2 separate regions of the Homo sapiens genome follow, and region 2 is linked to region 1. A link is a contact called in ENCODE Hi-C data. All regions are on one chromosome and are shown on one strand. The core of a region is the stretch at or near the end of the contact, and the rest is flanking DNA. Distances in the headings are between cores, read along the strand shown.

What was found. A loop is a pair of places that touch in the nucleus more often than their neighbours do. Pooled maps may share reads with other maps.
Region 2: a loop to region 1 is called in a pooled map, with 8 times the contacts of the local background. The contact joins two enhancer-like sites. A Hi-C loop is called at or near these places in 2 of 37 single-sample maps with no recorded cell type and 2 of 50 pooled maps.

Annotation. Positions count from the first base shown.
Region 1 is chr5:74,488,752-74,493,223 of GRCh38, reverse strand. All of the region lies in intron 2 of LINC01331 (long intergenic non-protein coding RNA 1331), which reads left to right. Among named protein-coding and RNA genes, the nearest start is that of LINC01331, 46 kb to the left of the region's middle. RefSeq lists enhancers at 1,812-1,861, 2,452-2,511. Within about 2 kb of position 2,288, at least 3 of the 41 ENCODE cell types and tissues checked have a DNase peak (open chromatin) inside an H3K27ac peak, as active enhancers do.
Region 2 is chr5:76,173,281-76,177,554 of GRCh38, reverse strand. The region is part of intron 2 of SV2C (synaptic vesicle glycoprotein 2C); the gene reads right to left. It also overlaps the pseudogene RAP1BL. Among named protein-coding and RNA genes, the nearest start is that of SV2C-AS1, 92 kb to the right of the region's middle. RefSeq lists an enhancer at 1,365-1,444. Within about 2 kb of position 1,619, at least 3 of the 41 ENCODE cell types and tissues checked have a DNase peak (open chromatin) inside an H3K27ac peak, as active enhancers do.

The DNA.
Region 1 (4,472 bases), core at 1,039-3,538:
GAAACGGAAACGGGTGGAAGGTTAAGTTGATCATCAATGGCCAATGATTTAATCAATGATGCCAGTGTAATGAAACTTCCATAAAAACCCAAAAGAACTGGGTTTGGAGAGCTTCTTGACAGTTGCATCTGTGGAGGTTCTTGGAGGATGGTGCTCTTGGAGAGGGAAAAGAAGCTCCACATCTCTTCCCCGTACCTCGCCTTATGTGTCTCTTCCATCTGGCTATTCATCTGTATCTTTTGCAATATCCTTTATCATAAAATGATAAATGTAAGTAAGTGTATCCCTGAGTTCTAAGACCTGCTGTAGCAAATTAATCAAACTCAAGAAGGGAGCCATGAAAACCCCCGATTTATAGGTGGTTGCTCAGAAGCTCAGGTAAAACAACCCAGGGCTTTTGATTGGCATCTGAAGTCGGGGGCAGTCTTGTGGGACTGAGCCCTCAACCTGGGGGATCTGACACCATCTCCAGGTAGACAGTGTCAGAATTGAGTTAAATTAGGGGATACCCAGCTGGGATCAGCTGGAGAATTGCTTGGAGGGGAGAAGTCCCCACACATTTTGGAGACCAGAGGCTACACAAGCATTCTGTGATGTGAGGGTAAAGTAAGAGAGCCTGAGTTTCTTTGTTCTTCTATCATCAGACCATGGGATTTGGCTCCATTCAGTCTGAGTTATGACATACTGCCCCAGAATCTTGATTAGTGCAATTGAGCAGATGTGGCTGCCTTGACAGTGTTGCTCTTCCTGGCCTTTTTCGTGGGCTGGCTGAAAGGACACTGCGGGAAGTTAATAGTCTCCCTGTGGAGACTGTAGATGTAAAGATGGGGAAAGGACATTCTCAAGATGCTGAAGAGGATAAGAGCAACAACAATTGTTTCAATGTGGTTTTTGAAGATTCTCTGGACCAGGGGTAGCCTCAAGGCAGTCTTCTGGCAAAGTGTACTTCAGGAAAATTTGAAAAAAAAAGTATGTCACCAAAGCAGTGGAAAATACCCACCCTGTGGTTTTAGGATTTGCTGTTCAAATTGTATGAGAGCTAAAAATTCAGAGAGGGAATTAGCTAGGAGTCAGGCTGCCCATACATGTTATTCATGTAATTAGATGATGAGAAGAGAATTCTAAAAGCTTCCAATTCAATTTCTTTCATTTAGGGTATTCTTATTTAATTATCTGTGATCCTAAGGGAGCAGCCTGAGAAAGTGTTGAAAATATGGGGAACAAAGAGAGACAAGAAAATCTGAAAGTGATTGTAGTTAATCTAATGTATGTACTTTAGGATTTTGGTCAGAGAGATTCACAGCCCATTGGGTCCCTTCACATTTCCTTGATACACTAATAGAATCTGATTTCCTAGTGTCAGAATGAGAAATTCTGCATAACATCAGAAACACATATATTTAGAGAAGCTGGAAAGTGACCAAGTGTAAGCTGACTGCCCATCTGGCAGCTGGAAAGATGAACTAATATGACTCTTGAGCCCCAAGTTTGGTATGAAATAGCAGGAAGAGCTGGACTAGAGAACATTATTGTAGAGAGTGCTCTCACTGGATGTCATGGGAGGAAATCATTGGCTCTGCTGATTCTTTCTGAACAACCCAAGAGGCTTTGTCTGGTGTATCAGATGCTTTTAATTGATTTCAGTAGTTTTATCTCATTTTCTGGGTGATCTAACTGCAGAGTGTGAGTGAGCAGAACAGGATGCCATTGCTGAGAAAAGCATTATTCATGTCATTGGAGGAGATTTTTAGACAAAGGAACACCTAGAAGTATGCTCTTGATACCGTTATCCTGATGGGTTGGTGAGGGAAGTCACCAAGTCTCTGAGTCAGAGGACTTCTCTCCTTTAGCCTGAGAAAACTCGACTTCCAGGGTTGCCAGTCTGCTAACGATATGGGAGAAGAGTCCGTAATTCCCACACCAGTGAGTGCCCTCCTTGAATCTGAGTGGAGAATTTCATTATATTGACTCATTTTTGAGCAAGAGACGCCCAAATATGTAACGTAGCACTATCCTTCTCTTATATTAGGTTGAGCTATATGAAAGTGAAGATAGTCAACCTTCTTTTTCTAACTTCAGAAATGACAATTTCATATAGTTCAATCTAATATGTTAGCAAAACTCAGTAGTGGTGTGAAATATAGGGGTGCTTTATTCTTCATGAGACCATTACGGCCTGTTATTTTCACTTCCTATTGAGCTCTCTGAAATAAGCCAAATTGAAACTCCCTCTTGATTTCACACAGATGGGGCACCAGCTCTGCCCATTCATGCAGCACCATTAGTCTTCAGTGCCTGCCACGGCCCAGGTCTGCCCGACTGGATTTTCTGCTTCTCTGTTTGGGTAGCCAATGTCAGGTTCATGGATTATGCTTTTGCTGCATGTCTGCTATTACTAACACAGAGAGCTGTCCAGTGATTCCCCACTTGTTTTTAAAGAGATCACCTTGCTTTCCTTTATCTCTTGTTTTGGCAGGGGGTGGGAGGAAGGTTCTTTTTTTTTTTTTTTTTTTTTACAAAGCTTTTGCTCAAATTTTGTCTCAGCATCATCAAAAAATTACATGTCAAATACTCATGTAGCTGAATTTTTTTTTCTTTCAAACAGACATTTTCTGGCTTTGCTGACGCATATCTTGGCTATTGTATCACGGCAACACAGCAACTCATATTATTTATTACTTATCCTGTAGCATATTAACTTTGTTCCCATATCTATGCCTCTAGGATAAACTTTAGGCAAAGTTTTTTCTCCATTAAAAAAATTTACATTTACATTTACATTAAACTTTATCTGTAACAGAGGAGGCGTTACAAATCAACATAGACAATTATCTAACCATATTGCTCCCCACCCAAAAAGAGTATACCTTTCACCAGTATAAAAATAAGGTTCAAGTGGATTGGAGAGCTAAATATGAAAATCACAACTTAGAAACTTTTAGAGAAAAAAGAGGGAAGATTAACATTTGAAGACATTGGAACAGAAAGGAATTTCTTAAATGAAACATAAGGAACATATAACAAAGAAGATTTATACACCTGACTACATAAAAATTAGTAAACTTCTGCATGACAAAGCACTGTAAATAGAACTTAAAATAAAACTCAGACTGGGAAATTTTTCCATTTCTAAAATTCAACAAACAATAGGTATCAAAAATATATGAGTGATTTCACACCAACAATTTTAAAAATGGGAAAAAGTATAAAGGGGCAGTTCCATAGAGAGGAAGGGCAAATGGTGAACAACAACTGCAAAGACGCTCAACCTCATGAACGACCAAGGAAATGCAAATGAACACACCAGTAAGACACCATTTCGTATCCACCAGACAGACAAACTTCAAAAGGCCTGCTAACACCAAGTGTTTGTCAAGGATCTAGGTAAATAGAAACTCATATTCATTGTTGGTAGAAGGCAGATTTTGCACTATTCCTTTGTAGAGCAAATTGGCGATACCCAGTAAATCCTCTATGACTTAGTTATTTCACTTCTAAGTATGGTTATGCATTGCTTAATGATGGGGATACATTCTGAGAAATGTGTGGTTAGGTTGTGTGAACATCATAGAGTGTATTCACACAAACCTAGACAGTATAGCCTCCTGCACACCTAGGCTATATGGTATAGCCTATTGCTCCTAGGCTACAAACCTGGATAGCATGTTGCTGTACTGAATACTGTAGGCAATTGTTACACAATGGTAAGTATTTGTTTACCTAGACATATCTAAACATAGAAAAGGTACAGTGTTACAGTAGAAATATAGTATTATTTTATAGGCCTAACATCCTATATGTGGTTTGTTGTTGACCAAAATGTCATTATGTAGCGCATGACTGTATTTACTCTGAGGGTCTATGACAAAAGCTAAAGGAGCACTGTTTGTTCCAGCAAAACAGTGGAACTGACCCAACTCTGGTGACTAGAGCAGGGGCTGGGCAAATTAAGCCTCCTGGGCTCAAATCCAGCCAAATCCCTCTTTGCACAGTTTGTGAATAGTTTTTATATTTTTATTGATTGATTGATTGAGACAGAGCTTTGCTGTGTCACCCAGGCTGGAGTGCAGTGGCACGATCTTGGCTCACTGCAACCTCCACCTCCTGTGTTCAAATGATTATCTTGCCTCAGCCTCCTGAGTAGCTGGGATTACAGGTGTGTGCCACCACGTCCAGCTAATTTTTGTATTTTTAATAGAGACGGGGATTCACCATGTTGGCCAGGCTGGTCTCGAACTCCTGACCTCAGGTGATCCGCCTACCTCAGCCTCCCAAAGTGCTGGGATTATAGGTGTGAGCAACTGCACCTGGCCAGTTTTTACATTTTTAATGCTTAAAAATATCAGAGACAAATATTGTTTTATATTATGTAAAAATTTTACAAAATACAAATTTTAGTATCCACAGTAACGTTTTATTGGAACACAACCACACACATTCATATAAGTATTGTACTGTGAGGGCCTTGAGGT
Region 2 (4,274 bases), core at 370-2,869, 1.7 Mb before region 1:
TATTTTGAGAGACAGAAATACCATATTTAGGTAACTTTTATTATAGTATATTGTTATAATTATTCTAGTTTATTATTTTATTATCAGTTATTGTTATTAATATCCTACTATGCTGAATTTGTAAGTTGAACTTTACCATGGGTATGTATATATTGAAAAAACAGTATATATAGGGGACGGTACTATCTGCGATTCTAGGTATCACTAGCGGGTCCTGGAACATATAAGGGAAGATCTCTGTACTTCCCAAAACACTGCTGAAAATATTTCATTCACTGGGATACCCAGACTATAAGAAATACAGCATTAAGAATCATATATACAGATTAATATATTTGTATATATTATTTGTATATATTAATATATAATATATTGATTAATATAATTGATTATTAAATATATACACTTCTGTACTTTCTGTTTTTTGTTGTTTTTTTTTTGAGACAGAGTCTCGCTCTGTCGCCCAGGCTGGAGTGCAGTGGCGTGATCTCGGCTCACTGCAAGCTCTGCCTCCCGGGTTCACGCCATTCTCCTGCCTCAGCCTCCCGAGTAGCTGGGACTACAGACGCCCGCCACCGTGCTCGGCTAATTTTTTGTATTTTTAGTAGAGACGGGGTTTCATCATGTTAGCCAGGATGGTCTCGATCTCCTGACCTTGTGATCCATCCACCTCGTTCTCCCAAAGTGCTGGGATTACAGGCGTGAGCCACCTTGCCGGCCTCTACTTTCAGTTTTAAAGAAAATCAAAATGGCTTAATTGCTAATATTTCTTTCAATGCTGCAAATCATTTCAAAAGAACATCAAAAGCAACCTCATTCTACTTTTCCCCCATAATTCCAGCCATAAACTAAACAGTGATTGGGGGTTAGAAAGTTTTCCCTCTTGGTCCTGTCAAGTCTTCTCCAGGCAATCCCAGGAAAGATGTTTTTGGCTTTTGTTTTGTTTTAATGAATAGATTTTAAAAGTAGGGGAAAGATAGGAATTAAGTAAATGGGGACCAGGATTGAAGCAGAGGGTGTTTATGGGTGGTGGTGGTGGGTGATTTGGTTTTAAGATTGGAGAATTGATCATGATGCAAGGAGAAGAAATATGTGGAGTGAACTTTCTCACCAATAAAAATACATTAATTAGCTCTTAGAGGAAAGAGCACAAGGACATAAATTCTGTGTGTCCTGGAGCATGTCACCTACAATATGGCTGATTAATAAAGCTCTGAGACAGGATGAAACAAAACCGCAGCTCTTCTTAGAAAACTGGGTAGCAGATTCACTACCATGGTTTTCTATTTGCACAACCATTCTCCCCCGAACTGAGAACCTCCAGGCCACTTCCTATTTTCCCCATCGGTAATCACTTAAGTCTTGAACATTTAAATCTCAAAACCCAACTTAGACTAAACGTAGTAAACTTTGGCTCCCTGTGTGTGTGTTGGGGTGGGGGGTGAGGGAGAACACCATGCACACAAGGTTGTCACAAATAACAAATTGCTCCTGGGGGCCTGGCTGGAGCCTCACAGCTGTGTGTGCAGATAAGCAGAGCAGTGTGGAAGGTAGGGATCCCAGGGCTTTGTGTTACCTTCACTTTCTCATAGACTTTCGGATGATGCTGTCACCATCTGCAACCTGACCCATCCCCATGCGGAGATTCTGACAGAGTGCAGTGGGGGCTGTCAGACAGATCTGACAGGGCTGGACTCATGCCTTTATTACTGATTGCAATCCACCTCTCGGGGACACACACGCTGGCTTTCCCAAACAGACTCTGACTTGTTAAACCCTTGGGTTGTATGGTTAGCTTTTATTTAGAAAGTTCTAATTTCAGCTGTTGGAAATAAATTGTATGTGATTTTCTAGATCTTACATCTTAATTACTTAGCAATTTAACATACAATTGTAGATGATAATTTTTCTAAGGTCCACTGCCCTCAGGATTCGTGTTAAAAGTATCTCATCAGCACATCGAGCTGCAAACAGGAAGTTGTCTGGGATATGGGGGAAATTTTAGCACCATGTTACTCTTCTGTGTTAGATCTAATTTTCTCTCTGCACTTTAACAATGATGACTGTCACTAATACCTAAACATTCACTGTTAGATTCTGTGTCCATTTTTCTTTTTAGTTAAAGCCATATATATATATCCCCCTACTTTAAAGGACAAATTCCCTTTTTAATTGAATTATACCTAACCCCTGGGCCATTTGAGTAAAATCTCGTCATGGTCAGCTTTCCTTTTGTTTTACAGTAAAGAGCAATTCATATTGTGTTTCAGGTCCTACCTGTCGTTGGCAAACTCTAGCCTCCAGGGGGAGCCAAAGACTCCCCCACACTTTATCTAGCAAAGAAGAGCTCTGATTCTGTGAAGGCCAACATGGAAACTGGACTTAAACACCAGGCCAGCGTAGGGGTTGGGGAACTGACCTCTTCATTTGGGTCATCTCTTTTCCGTGTAGTGTTTTTTCTGGTATCTCTCACCATGCCCCCTCTCCTTCCCTTCCCCTTCTGCCTCTCTCAAGAACTGTGAGGGGTCTGAGATTTCACCTTACCTGAAATTTAGTCAGTTAGACCGCCAGGCTCACGGGTGCCAGCAGAACACATGAGATTCTTGGCTCTGAGACTTTAACATTCACAGCAACAGCAGTAAACAGGGTATCAGCACTTGTGCTGGCCAAGAGGGCATGAAGCAGGAGCCAAAGCCTGCCTCCAGCATCAGCGTTGGGCTAGATGAACAGGAGGACCCTTGCTTATCAGGATAGGAGACCATGTCCACATTTGGAGACATATTCTTAGCTAGTAACAAAGAATGTGCAGGTTTGTAGCAGGGGTCCACGAACTATGCTTTCGTGCAGCGTACAAGCTAAGCATTCTTTTTTACATTTTTTAAAATGGCTACAGTAAAGAAGAAAATGTGATAGAGACCACAGGTGGCCTAAAAAATTTGACGTATTCACTATCTGGGCCTTCACAGACAAGCTTGGTGATTCCTGGTCTATAGCATCGTCTGTGCTTAGGGCCCGAGGTGGGAGTGGCAGTGCCATGGCAAAGAAGATTCAGGATCTCTCTCTTTCTTGTTCCATCAGAGACACACATTGCAGGCCTGATGGGAACAAGTACATTATGAGATTATTTTGCTCTTTCATTATTAACTCCCACCCCAACATAAACACCAGAGGCAGATGGATTTCATAAAATAGGATTGAGAAAACCTCGCCCAGATTCAGGCGTGTAAACCAGCCGGAGCGGCGCGGCAGCGGCAGGACCGCCGTGGCGCCTAGAGTAGCGACCCGCGGGGAGCACGGGGCGACGCTGGCTGCAGAGACCCGGTGACAGCGTGAGAGGTTCGCAGAGTACTAGGTTTTGACAAGCTTGCATCATGCGTGAGTATAAGCTAGTCGTTCTTGGCTCACGAGGCGTTGGAAAGTCTGCTTTGACTGTACAATTTGTTCAAGGAATTTTTGTAGAAAAATACGATCCTACGATAGAAGATTCTTATAGAGAGCAAGTTGAAGTAGATGCACAACAGTGTATGCTTGAAATCTTGGATACTGCAGGAACGGAGCAATTTACAGCAATGAGGGATTTATACATGAAAAATGGACAAGGGTTTGCATTAGTTTATTCCATCACAGCACAGTCCACATTTAACGATTTACAAGACCTGAGAGAACAGATTCTTCGAGTTAAAGACACTGATGATGTTCCAATGATTCTTGTTGGTAATAAGTGTGACTTGGAAGATGAAAGAGTTGTAGGGAAGGAACAAGGTCAAAATCTAGCAAGACAATGGAACAACTGTGCATTCTTAGAATCTTCTGCAAAATCAAAAATAAATGTTAATGAGATCTTTTATGACCTAGTGCGGCAAATTAACAGAAAAACTCCAGTGCCTGGGAAGGCTCGCAAAAAGTCATCATGTCAGCTGCTTTAATATACTAAATGCATTGTAGCTCTGAGCCAGGTCTGAAGAACTGTTGCCCAATTCAACAGTGCCAGCATTCCAACTTTGTTAAACCTACCAACATCTTAAATGGACTTTCCTGTGGTGGTACCCTTTAAGAGGCGGATGAAAGCTACTATATCAGTTTGCACATTCTAATCACTTTCCAGTATCACAAGAGAGATTTTTACTTATATAATAGTCCTAGAGTATGCAGCTGGTAAAACCAGAGGCTACATCCAGTATTACTGCTAAGAGACATTCTTCATCCACCAATGTTGTACATGTATGAAAATGGTGTACTGTATACTTTAACATGCCCCATACTTTGTATTGGAG